Regions from separate parts of the Mus musculus genome. Here region 2 is linked to region 1. Evidence: chromatin contacts called from ENCODE Hi-C or POLR2A ChIA-PET data. All regions are on one chromosome and are shown on one strand. Each heading gives the region's core, a stretch centred on a gene start or an enhancer-like site at or near the end of the contact. The rest is flanking DNA. Distances are from core to core; before and after follow the strand shown. Region 1 holds the start of Rpl27 (ribosomal protein L27). Region 2 holds the start of Aoc3 (amine oxidase, copper containing 3).

What was found. Hi-C counts contacts between places; a loop is a spot of excess contacts on that map. ChIA-PET counts read pairs that join two places held with the same protein, here RNA polymerase II (POLR2A).
Region 2: a map of v-Abl transformed pro-B cells shows a loop between it and region 1 (2.2-fold over the local background). The contact joins the promoter of Aoc3 here to the promoter of Rpl27 in region 1. A Hi-C loop is called at or near these places in 1 of 37 maps with a recorded cell type or tissue (v-Abl transformed pro-B cells). POLR2A ChIA-PET finds 5 or more read pairs at or near these places in 4 of 5 experiments (Patski and embryonic stem cell).

The regions. Positions count from the first base shown.
Region 1 is chr11:101,438,771-101,444,995 of GRCm38, forward strand. Rpl27 (ribosomal protein L27) reads left to right here and starts at 3,475. Exons shown (of 5, transcript NM_011289.3): 1 at 3,475-3,686; 2 at 3,953-4,035; 3 at 4,731-4,900. The coding sequence starts at 3,955.
Region 2 is chr11:101,326,788-101,333,012 of GRCm38, forward strand. Aoc3 (amine oxidase, copper containing 3) reads left to right here and starts at 3,819. Exons shown (of 4, transcript NM_009675.2): 1 at 3,819-5,752. The coding sequence starts at 4,153. It overlaps Aoc2 (amine oxidase, copper containing 2 (retina-specific)), which reads left to right. Exons shown (of 4, transcript NM_178932.1): 2 at 1,557-1,842; 3 at 2,035-2,164; 4 at 2,410-2,912. The coding sequence ends at 2,676.

The DNA.
Region 1 (6,225 bases), core at 2,225-4,724:
GGTGGCGCATGCCTTTAATCCCAGCACTCGGGAGGCAGAGGCAGGTGGATTTTTGAGTTTGAGGCCAGCCTGGTCGTGAGTTCCAGGACAGCCAGGGCTATACAGAGAAACCCTGTCTCAAAAAATAAAAAAAAAAAAAAAAAAAAAAAGAAAGAAAATATTTTCAAGAGTTCTAAGGTTATTTCTATATAAAATATACTAATCTCATTAGTAAATGAGGTCTTCATATGATTTATTCTAAAGATGGATTTTATTTATTTCTTTTTAAAATGTATATTGTTCATATTTAAGATATATAATGGAGTGTTATAAAAATACATATATAGTGGGATAGCTGCTACTGTGAAAAAATTAAAAGGGGCTGGTGAGATGGCTCAGTGGGTAAGAGCACCCGACTGCTCTTCCAAAGGTCGGAAGTTCAAATCCCAGCAACCACATGGTGGCTCACAACCATCCGTAACGAGATCTGACTCCCTCTTCTGGTGTGTCTGAAGACAGCTACAGTGTATTTACATATAATAAATAAATAAATCTTAAAAAAAAAAATGAACAGAACAACCATCTCACATAGCTGGACAATTGCTGTCCCACACACCTATGGCTAGAGTACCTGCCAAGATTCAGCAAAAATCTTCATATGAGACACTAGTATCACCAAGTGATGGGCTATCATCCTTATAGTCACTCATTCTACATAAGAGAGGTTTTTATGGAGGGTACATACAAATTCCACTGTCAGGTAAACCTAGCCAAACTACAAATATTTGACTTTTGGCAATCCATAAATCTCTATGCTATTTTATTCTCTGTAAAATTGGGAAATTCACTCACATATGTAAAGCAATTAATACACACACACATAGAGAGAAACTACATCATATATAATGTATCTGAAACTTTCATGTATATCAACATATGTGTAAAATGAATGTTGATCTCTATAAAATGTAGGCAGCCTAAACAGTCCAAAGTCCAATAACAGGTGTCCCTTCCTTATATCTAATATTTTACATTTTTCTACATACTTAATTTTTTCTTTAACAATCAACATTTAGCTAATTCATACTGACTTCACAATTAAAAGTAAGTTCCAATAAAATGAAAAAAAAGAGTTTAAAAATGTTTTTAAAAACTGGTAGGTAGGGGGGCTGGTGAGATGGCTCAGTGGGTAAGAGCACCCGACTGCTCTTCCGAAGGTCCAGGGTTCAAATCCCAGCAACCACATGGTGGCTCACAACCATCCGTAACAAGATCTGACTCCCTCTTCTGGTGTGTCTGAAGACAGCTACAGTGTACTTACATATAATAATAAATAAATCTTTAAAAAAAAAATTAAAAAAAAAACTGGTAGGTAGGAGAGAGCAGGTGAAATGTATTCTAGAATTGGTAGGTGAGGGAGCCTGGTCTATTCATCACCTTGGGAAATGCTACCTCCTGCTTCAGAAAATATTTTAATTGGAGCCAGGGATGGTGACCCAAGACTGGAGTCACAGATAGAAGAGGCTGAGTCAAGAGGATTGCTGAGTTCAAGTGCAGCTTGGGGTAGACAGTTTAAAAAAAAATATAAAACCATTTTTAGCCAAGGAGTGGTGGCGCACGCCTTTAATCCCAGCACTTGTGGGGCAGAGGCAGGAGGATTTCTAAATTCAAGGCCAGCCTGGTCTACAGAATGAGTTCAAGGACAGCCAGGGCTAGACAGAGAAACCCTGTTTCAACCCCCCCCCCAAAATATTTATTGGATACAGAAATGCAAGTATAATCCAGATGTGGTTCCAGGACTCACGAGGCTGAGGCAGGAGGATCACTGAAAGCTGGATTCCAGCCTAGGCTATAATGTGACTTCCAAGCCAGCTTTAGCTACAGAGTAAGACTTTGTCTCAGAAATTAGTGCCAGCAAAGTGGCTTAGAAGTGGAGAGCACTACTGCTCTTCCAGAGAAGCCCAGTTCTCTTCCTAGTACCCACATCAAATGGTTCACCACAGCCTGTAACTCCAGCTCCAGGAGATCCAATGTCTGTGGCCTATGTGGGCATCATATTCTCACACATACCCACATATCAACATACACATAACTGAAAATAAGTCCTTTAAAATGAACTGAAAAGGGGGCTGGTGAGATGGCTCAGTGGGTAAGAGCACCCGACTGCTCTTCCGAAGGTCCAGAGTTCAAATCCCAGCAACCACATGGTGGCTCACAACCATCTGTAACAAGATCTGACTCCCTCTTCTGGTGTGTCTGAAGACAGCTACAGTGTACTTACATAAAATAATAAATAAATCTTTAAAAAAAAAAAAAATGAACTGAAAAATATTGAAGTAATAATAAATAGGGGCTGGAGAGATGATGGTACTTAGAGCAGTTTCTGCTCTTGCAGAAGATCTGCAGAGAACCCAGGCTCAATTCCCAGCACCCACACAGTGACTCACAATCATCTGTAAAACCAGTTCCAGGGCATCCAACATTTTCCTCTGACCTCCTTGGAGAATAGACACTCATCTTGGTGCATATACATACATGCAGGCAAAAAAGCAAAATACTCATACAAAAAAATAAAAATAAATCTATCGAGGCCAGCCTGGTCTACAGAGTGAGTTCCAGGACAGCCAGGGCTACACAAAGAAACCCTGTCTCAAAAAAAAAACCAAACCAAACAAAACAAAACAAAATCTAAATCTCAACATATATGTGTGTATATATATATATATATATATATATATATATATATATACAAATATATAATATATATTTTAATTTAAAAATATATTTTAAAAGCTAGGAGTACCACATGCTTATTGTAGTCAATATCTGACATCATCGGGTTGAATGTTGGAGATAAGGATACTGTCTGATCTTTTCCATTTTTCATTTTTCATCTAACTGTGCGCGAGGAGGTCATTTTGTTTCTTTTTTTTTTTTTTTTTTTTTTTTTGGTTTTTCGAGACAGGGTTTCTCTTTATAGCCCTGGCTGTCCTGGAACTCACTTTGTAGACCTGGCTGGCCTCGAACTCAGAAATCCGCCTGCCTCTGCCTCCCAAGTGCTGGGATTAAAGGCGTGCGCCACCACGCCCGGCTGTCATTTTGTTTCTTATGGATAATAATTTTAAATTATTTAAATTAAAATAAATTGTAATTTATTTACCTATGGAAGACAGAGTCTATGTAACCTACGTTGGACTAGAACTGGAACTCTTGTCTCAGCCCCTCAAACGATGGGATTACAGGTTTATGCAGCACACACACACACAAACACACCCCCGCCCACCACTGACACACACACACACACCCACACCCCCCCACACACACACCCCCGCAAAGCCCGGTCTTACAAAGCAAAACTGTGAATTTCAGACTCTGTCCTCCTCCTAGTGGCAGAGTAGGGGACTACAGCAATGAAGGGGACAGAACAGAGCTCACATTCAGGTGTCATCCTCGCTCCTCCCTCCACACGCCGGAACCGGAACGCTCTGTTCCTGTCTGCTGCTCGTGCTGCTAATAAAGCTTGGTTCAAAAACGCAGTGCCCGACCCTCCCTGACGAGCTCCTTCCGCCAACAACTTTGACCACCAACCGTGGGGCATGGCTGGGCCTGGGAGGCGGGACAGGAAGTGAAGCCACCTCTCCGTAAGGTGAAAGGTTAGCGGAAGTGCCCTCCTTTCCTTTCTGCTGGGTGCCGGCTGCCTGCTGTCGGTGAGTAAAGGCCTGGAGAGGGTCTTGCAATCCGCCGCCATCGCGGTCCCGGGGTCGGGTTGCTGGGCTCATTCGGACTCTGAGCCTCTGGCGGCTTCACGGGGAGTCGCATCCCTCGAGCAGGACCTCCGGGCCGCGTGGCGGAGTCGGCAGCGGGTGATCTAAAGTCGCGGGCCTACGACCGGGGCTCGCAGGTAGACGTCGGCTCCGGGGCCTTCCGCTTTACACACTTGTGAGCGGCTCCTTCCTTGTCTTTGTCTCTGCAGAGATGGGCAAGTTCATGAAACCCGGGAAAGTGGTGCTGGTCCTGGCCGGACGCTACTCCGGACGCAAAGCCGTCATCGTGAAGGTACCAGACCCCCGGGGCTCTTGAGACTGCTTGCATGTGCGGATTTCGGCTGCTGGATAAGATGAGCCGGATGGGAATTTAAGATCTGTCCTAACAATAGGCACTGGCGAATGCATAATGGGTAGTAATGGTGGCCACTGTGTATTGTACATATTACAGCTGTGGTGTATAGTTCTTGCAGTAACTTAATTTCCGGCACTAAGGTTTCGAGGTGTTAAGTTACTTAAGGTCAAAGTAATGGGTGCTGCAGGCAGCTGAGAGGATGTAGGATGGGAGACACTACTTACACTTAGAGAGCATCCCCTGGGTGTGTTTGAGCGTTTTGCTACTTGCCTCTTACCAGTTTTATAAACCCTTGTGGTCCTAGCCACAAGACCACTGGCCTCTCCAGCTTCCTGCTCCTGTCATTTAGCTAGAACCGGTTAGTTAGGCTGCCCGCTTTGCAGTCTGGGCTTTAACCTTAACTAGCTTCATGGGGGAAGGTGTTAGGGGTCACTTTGAGTGTTAGCCTTGATGGACTTCTAAATCTCCTTGTGACAGGAGTCAACACTGGCTAACTCAGAGTTACTGTCCTGTTGACTCTTAGCATTAAAGGAGTAATCTAGAGATGTGGAGGGTGTATTCAGTAAACATAGTTTTACTAAGATGGGGCCGAAGCAGTAACGTGACTTTTCTTTTTCCCTTTTCTCGTCTAGAACATTGACGATGGCACCTCGGACCGCCCTTACAGCCATGCCCTGGTGGCTGGAATTGACCGCTATCCCCGGAAAGTGACAGCTGCCATGGGCAAGAAGAAGATCGCCAAGCGATCCAAGATCAAGTCCTTTGTGAAAGTTTATAACTACAACCACCTCATGCCCACAAGGTGAGCCTTCCAGAAATGGAATTGCAAGTTCACATCCTCCTCTGAGGAAGAGGCAGCCTTGTGGTTGCTGTGGAACAAGAAAGGGCCATCATATTCCCTTGCTCTTTCCTCTCCCGCCCCTGGGATCGTCTTCCCTCCATCTTGAGAATGCTAAGCTTGTATAACTGTAACCCAGCAGATACAAGACCCTGGGTTTGACCACAGCGCTGTTAGGGGAGGGGAGTAGACTTGATAGAGTCTGTAGTTCATTAATCTTTCTGCATCCGTTTTTGTTTGTCTTTTAGCACAAGGCTATCCTCACATTCGGAATCCTGTGTTCTGGGTTTCAGGTGTGAGCATCCTGTCTCAGGTCCCTTTCGTTTTCTGTTCTCCAGCTTGCCCTTATTAAGTGCAGGTTGCTGGATTTGTCTTCTAGGGTACGCAGGACAGGGTCTGGTCTGCCTTCCCTCACCTTTGTACGAGATGGTTTTCTTTGGGCTGTGAGACAGCTTAGGGCCTGGTGTTGGTGACCGGAGTTCAATCCCTGGAACCCGAATAAGGGTGGAAGGAGAGGGCTCTGTGCAGTTTTGTTTTGAACCAGGATAGAAAGAAAGCTTAGTCATTAGGATACTTACTTTTGTGGAGCTGCTGAGTTTAATTTCCAGAACCTGATGATGTTAAAAGGTTCCAAGCTGCTATACTCCATCTCCAGATCAGACACCCTTTTCTGGTCTCCAGAGGGAACCTGTACTCGTGTGTACGGAAACACATAGTTAGGATTTGTTTTTTCCCACATAAGTTCAAGGCTAGCTTCCACCTGCCTCTGTTGAGTGCTGGGATTAAAGGGATTTGGCACCACCACCCAGTTAAATTGTTTTTCTTTGGGTGGTTTTGGTGTTTTGATGGTGGTGTTTTATGTATGTAGATGTTTTGCCTGTGTGTATGGAGGCAGCATTAAATGCTAAGAAATCCTAGGTGCTGACAGTTGACTACTGTACACCCACCCCACCCCAATCTCTGTGGTAATGCACAGTTAGGATCCTAGCATTTAACAGGCTGCAGCAGGTGGATCTTCCAGCCAGAGCAGTACGGTGACAGGTCTTTCGAACAGTCTCTTTATTACCCTTGAAGAGACTGTGAGAATTGAGGGGTCCTAAGCTACATTTCTTGGGACCCGACAGCATGTGTCGTCAAGATTTGTTGCTGGGGCTGTCTGACTCTTAGGGTCATGCAAGTTCACTCAGCTCAGGCTAGTCTGAGGTCTCAGCTCAGCCCCTGGGGTGCTACAAGTGTGTGCCATACCTGGCTAAGGAAAACCTAGCTGGAGAGACAGCCAGATATTGCAT
Region 2 (6,225 bases), core at 2,569-5,068, 110 kb before region 1:
TCTGGGTATGGGAAGGGAGAAAGGATTGAGTGCAGCTGCACTCACAACTGGGTGTCTGGCCAAAGGGGAAAGGGGTTCTGCTAATTCCTACCCGCTGAGCCCCTCCCCCCCAGATTTGCAGTTGTAAAGCTAGTTTAGTTTAAGTATAATGACTGGGCCTGGCTGCTTTAGCCTTGAGAGGGACTCTGGGGAATGGACCCTGAGGGAACTGAATGGAGCTCCCCCCCCCGCCCGCCCCCCCCTAGATCTCCATTTTACACTTGGGGAAACTGAGGAAGGCAGGGGAGATGGGGTAGGAAGTCTTGGCATGTGCACATTGCACACTATACTTGTGCTTGCTTGCTTGGTTTCTTTTTTTTTTTTGGTGAGGGTAGAGGAGGTCAGGAAAAATAAGACTAACATAGTGGCAATAGATTCTAGTCTGACCTGTGTACTGTGAATCTCCAATTGGAAAATTCTTTTCAACAGCTCTGGTCATTAGAGAGCCAGCTACCAGTTACTAGGTTTATAGTGTGAGCATCATGGTCACATTTAAGGGAACCAAATGTCTGAAGCCTCAAGAATGTGATGAACTGTGTTGGATGATGTAGGGTTTGGATGCAGTGGGATTTAAGAAGCTCCTGGGTGATGGAAAGCTATGAATCATACTTTTGAAAGAGGCTGTCACTAGTGTCCCCTGTGCTGAGGGCTGGAGTCCTAGAACTGGGAGGAGCCTACAGGGACTGTGGGAGGGGCTTGAGTTTTCCAGGTCAGTTCAAGACAAATCTCTCATAGTCGGTAGTGTTTCCGTCAGCATGTGTGCTCTTCCGTGTATTGAGCAGAGCCATAAAACAACATTAGTTATATTTGCTGTAGACATTTAGAGAGTGGGAATCAGAAGCAAACTGTTCTAAGGCCTACTGGGTAGGCTGATGTTAGTAGAACCTTTGGCAAGAGCAGAAACATTTTGTATTTAGCCATATGTGGCTGCCAAGCAGCTAGCTAGCTAGCTTGCTTTATTATTTATTTATTTAAGGCTGTAACATTTCGTATCTAGCCTTATGTGGCTTCCAAGCGGTTTGTTTGTTTGCTTATTTGTTTGTTTATTTATTTGAGGCTGGGTTTCACTCTATATTAAACAGACTTTGGACTCCCTCTTATTTATTTACCTGTCTATTTATTTACTTTAAGACAGAGTCTCCTTGTTTAGCCCTGATCACCTTGGAGCTCTCTATGTAGATCAGTTTGGCCTTGACTTTGCAGTCATCTCCTGCCCCTGCCTCCCAAGGGCTGGATTGCAGGTATGTACAATTATCCCTAGCAATACTGAGCTCTTTAAGGGCAACTACTGTGATTGGAGAACCACATTTTTAATACACATAGCCACACATGCCTGATGGTTATCCTATTGAAATATGGTAGGTTGAAAAAAACCAGGCTAGCACTTGCTCAGGCTCACGTCTCTGAGCACAGGTGTTCCCTGCTGCCTTTGGCCAGACCAGTGCTATAGGCAACCCAGGGATCCTGTCTCAACAACCTCACCTGATGTAGAACTCTCCCTTTCCTTAACCTGACAGGTTTGAAAAACTGGGTGATAGCTGAAGATGCGGTCTTTAAGCCTGTAGCAGCCCCCTGGAACCCAGAGCTTCAGCTACAGCGCCCACAGCTGACCAGGCAGGTCCTGAGCAGAGAGGACCTGGCTGCATTTCCCTGGGGGAGCCCTCTTCCTCGATACCTTTACCTGGCTACCAACCAGACCAATGCCTGGGGTCACCAGCGAGGGTACCGAATCCAGATCCACAGCCCTCCTGGTGTGCATGTGCCTCTGGAGAGCAGCGAGGAGAGGGCTCTCAGCTGGGGGAGGTGAGGAGGGCCCAGAGAACGGGGGTAAGGGAAGACCTGTCCCCTTCAGCACTCACACATCCTGGACCTGCCTTCCAATTCAAAAGGATAACTGGATGGGAAATGGTATCAATCTGATCCAAGGGATTCTAGGCTTGTAAAGCGCTTTGGTTTTTTTTCCCCCAACACTGCCTTTCTACAATTCCTGGCCAGGTACCAGCTTGTGGTGACCCAGAGGAAGGAGGCAGAGCCTCACAGCAGCAGCATCTATTACCAGAACGACATGCGGAGCCCAGCTACGGTTTTTGCTGACTTCATCAACAATGAAACCCTCTTAGGGGAGGTTGGTGGGTTTAGAGATAATGGGGAAAGCCATCTCTTCCTGATGTCTTGGCTGTCCGGCCTCTGTCCAATACAGGTTATCCCTACTAGGCAGAAATTAGTCACAGCAGTGGCACCCTGCCCAGGTTATTAGATATTCGGTGTAGGAATGTGGCTGGCAGATGCAGAAGCCAGGCTGAGGCTGGAGGCTGGGAAATGGCAGCTAAGAGGTGATTCTTAGCCTCCCATTCTTCTCTTCTCCTACAGGATCTGGTGGCTTGGGTGACAGCCAGTTTCCTGCACATCCCCCATGCTGAGGACATCCCCAACACAGTGACTGTGGGAAACAGAGTGGGCTTCTTGCTCCGACCCTACAATTTCTTCAATGAAGATCCCTCTATCTTCTCCCCTGGCAGCGTGTACTTTGAGAGGGACCAGGATGCCGGGCTCTGCAGCATCAACCCTGTGGCCTGCACCCAACAGCTGGCAGACTGTGTCCCCAACTTACCCTCCTTTTCCTATGAAGGCTTATAGGCCTGAGGCTATGGTGAGGCCCCAGGGTAGGAGGGATGGAATGTGGAGTGGAGAAATGGCTCAGCGATTAAGAGCACTTGACTGTTCTTCCAGAGGTCCTGAGTTCAATTCCCTGCAACCACATGGTGGCTCACAACCATCTGTAATGGGATCTGATGCTCTCTTCTGGTGTGTCTGAAGACAGAGACAGTGTACCCATATACATAAAATAAATCTTTTAAAAAATTTTAAAAAAAGAATGGAATGTACACACTCCTCTGTTCTGTTCCTGAATTTTGTTTTTTGTCTTTTTGTTTTTGTTTTTCAAGACAGGGTCTCTCTGTATAGCCCTGGCTGTCCTGGAACTCACTTTGTAGACCAGGCTGGCCTCAAACTCAGAAATCCGCCTGCCTCTGCCTCCCAAGTGCTGAGATTAAAGGTGTGTGCCACCACCATCTGGCTCTGTTCCTGTATTTTTACCCCACCCCCACCCCCCCACCCCCCGCCCCCAGGTTCCCATCCTCTGTTCCTTAGCAGCCTTTCTGCACTAAAGACCTGGGTATCCCTGTGGGCTAATTCTTGCTTCCTGCCTGTCTTTTGTATCTGTTTCTATTTGAGACAGGGTCTTTCTGTGTGGCCCTGGCTGTCCTGGAACTTGCTATGAGTTCAAGGCTGGCTTTAACTCACAGAGATCTGCCTACCTCTGCCTCCAGACTACTGGGATTAAAGATATACACTACTACCCCTGGCTTCTGCCATTGAAATGATAATTTATAAAAAATGTTTTGGAATACTCAAACGCCACAAGTTCTATCACTTCAAAACTCACTGGTGTTCACAACATCAAATCAGGCTTCTTACGTGTGTGTATCTAAAAGGAGTTACGTGGTTATGTACAAGACGGTCTGCCAAATTTTTATTCGAGTTTATTCTGCTTGGCTTTTTAAAGTATGTAGAACTTTATCCCAGGAGAATATCAAGGACTCTGGCCAAGGAAATTAGTAACAGTAAGAGCCACAAGGCGGGGCTGGGAGGGTAGGTAGACCTGGCCAAGGAATCTTTCTTTGAAAAGAGGCTGGAAGTGGGGGTTTCCTTGGCAGGACAATACTTCACACTGAATGTAAAGGAAACACCCGGCCTTCATAAGGTGGGAGTTGGGGGAGAAGTTAGTCTGTGGGGCAGACCCGGCTACTTTTTGGCAGTGGATTTCCATACACAGACGAGATCCCTCCCCCTTCCCCCAACCCCAGCTCTCCCCCAATCCCAACCCTGACCCAGAGAGCACTCTGATTTGGAAACTGGAGGACAAAGCCATGTAAGGTCTGTGGATATCACTGCAGCCAGCTCAGACCCGCCTCCCAACCCTAGCTCCGGCTTCCCTGCTCCTTCCCACCCTGGCAAAAGCAGACTACAAAGAAGCTCTGCTATTGCCTAGCGCCTGGGAGACCCCAGCCAAAAGGAGTCCATTTCTGGTAGAAGCCTGTCCATCAAGAAGCAATGACCCAGAAGACCACCCTAGTGCTCCTGGCTCTGGCTGTCATCACCATCTTTGCTTTGGTTTGTGTCTTGCTAGCTGGCAGGAGCGGAGATGGGGGTGGACTGAGCCAACCTCTTCATTGCCCCTCTGTTCTTCCTAGTGTCCAGCCCCGGACACACCCTAGCCAGAGCCAGCCGTTTGCAGACCTGAGCCCAGAGGAGCTGACAGCTGTGATGAGCTTCCTGACCAAGCACCTGGGGCCAGGGCTGGTGGATGCAGCCCAGGCTCGACCCTCGGACAACTGTGTCTTCTCAGTAGAGTTGCAGCTGCCTGCCAAGGCTGCAGCCCTGGCCCACTTGGACAGAGGGGGGCCCCCACCTGTGAGAGAGGCATTGGCCATCATCTTCTTTGGTGGACAACCCAAGCCCAACGTGAGTGAGCTGGTGGTGGGGCCCCTGCCTCACCCCTCCTACATGCGGGATGTGACTGTGGAGCGCCACGGCGGCCCCCTGCCCTATTACCGGCGTCCTGTGTTGGACAGAGAGTATCAGGATATCGAGGAGATGATCTTCCACAGAGAGCTGCCCCAAGCTTCTGGACTCCTCCATCACTGTTGCTTCTACAAACACCAGGGACAGAACCTGCTAACAATGACTACAGCCCCCCGTGGTTTGCAATCAGGGGACCGGGCCACCTGGTTTGGCTTGTATTACAATCTCTCAGGGGCTGGGTTTTACCCTCACCCCATTGGCTTGGAGCTTCTGATAGATCATAAGGCCCTGGATCCTGCCCTGTGGACCATCCAGAAGGTATTCTATCAAGGCCGTTACTATGAGAGTCTCACTCAGCTGGAGGACCAGTTTGAGGCTGGCCTGGTGAATGTGGTATTGGTCCCAAACAATGGTACAGGTGGGTCCTGGTCTCTAAAGTCCTCAGTGCCACCGGGCCCAGCTCCCCCTCTGCAGTTCCATCCCCAGGGACCCCGGTTCAGTGTCCAGGGGAGCCAAGTGTCTTCTTCCTTGTGGGCTTTTTCTTTTGGCCTTGGAGCTTTCAGTGGCCCAAGGATCTTTGATATCCGCTTTCAAGGGGAGAGGGTGGCCTATGAAATCAGTGTCCAGGAGGCCATAGCCCTCTACGGTGGAAATTCCCCAGCATCAATGTCGACCTGCTACGTGGACGGTAGCTTTGGCATTGGCAAATACTCTACCCCCCTGATCCGAGGGGTAGACTGTCCTTACCTCGCCACCTATGTGGACTGGCACTTCCTTCTGGAATCTCAGGCCCCCAAGACACTACGTGATGCATTTTGTGTGTTTGAACAGAACCAGGGCCTCCCACTCCGGCGGCACCACTCAGATTTCTACTCCCATTATTTTGGGGGTGTTGTGGGGACGGTGCTTGTGGTCAGATCCGTGTCTACCTTGCTCAATTACGACTACATATGGGACATGGTCTTCCACCCCAATGGGGCCATAGAAGTCAAATTCCACGCCACAGGCTATATCAGCTCAGCTTTCTTCTTCGGTGCTGGTGAGAAGTTTGGGAACCGAGTTGGGGCGCACACGCTGGGCACGGTACACACCCACAGCGCTCACTTCAAAGTGGATCTGGATGTGGCAGGTGAGACATCATTGTAGGTTGCTCACCAAACAAAGATTGGGGTAGGGGGCTATGCTTTCCTTCAGTCTGGCTGGGAAAGGAGGGGCTGCTGAGTTTCATTTGGATCTTAGCTTCCTGCAAAGCTGCCAGACTCTATACATGTGACCTCCTTACAACATCTTGGGAAATGGCTAACCCCGGGGAGAAGGCTAGGTCCCTGGGGTTTATGTAGGCCTCCGTTCAAGCAAGCAGTTGCTTGCTTTCCAACTCAGCTCTGTCTGGCCTGTGGTACAGCACTGGAAGACATTTTGGCTCTGCAGAGTCCCTGTGCATGCAAGTCAGTCTTGGAAGAAGTATTGTTCTCCATTTCCTTGGGAGAGAATCTCTCTTCTTCCCTGATCTCTTTCTGGGCACCGTTCACTTCAGGGCAGGGTACCTGGATATGGTGGAGAGCAGAGAGTTACAGATGGCTGCTGGGGTTTGTGATTACAGAG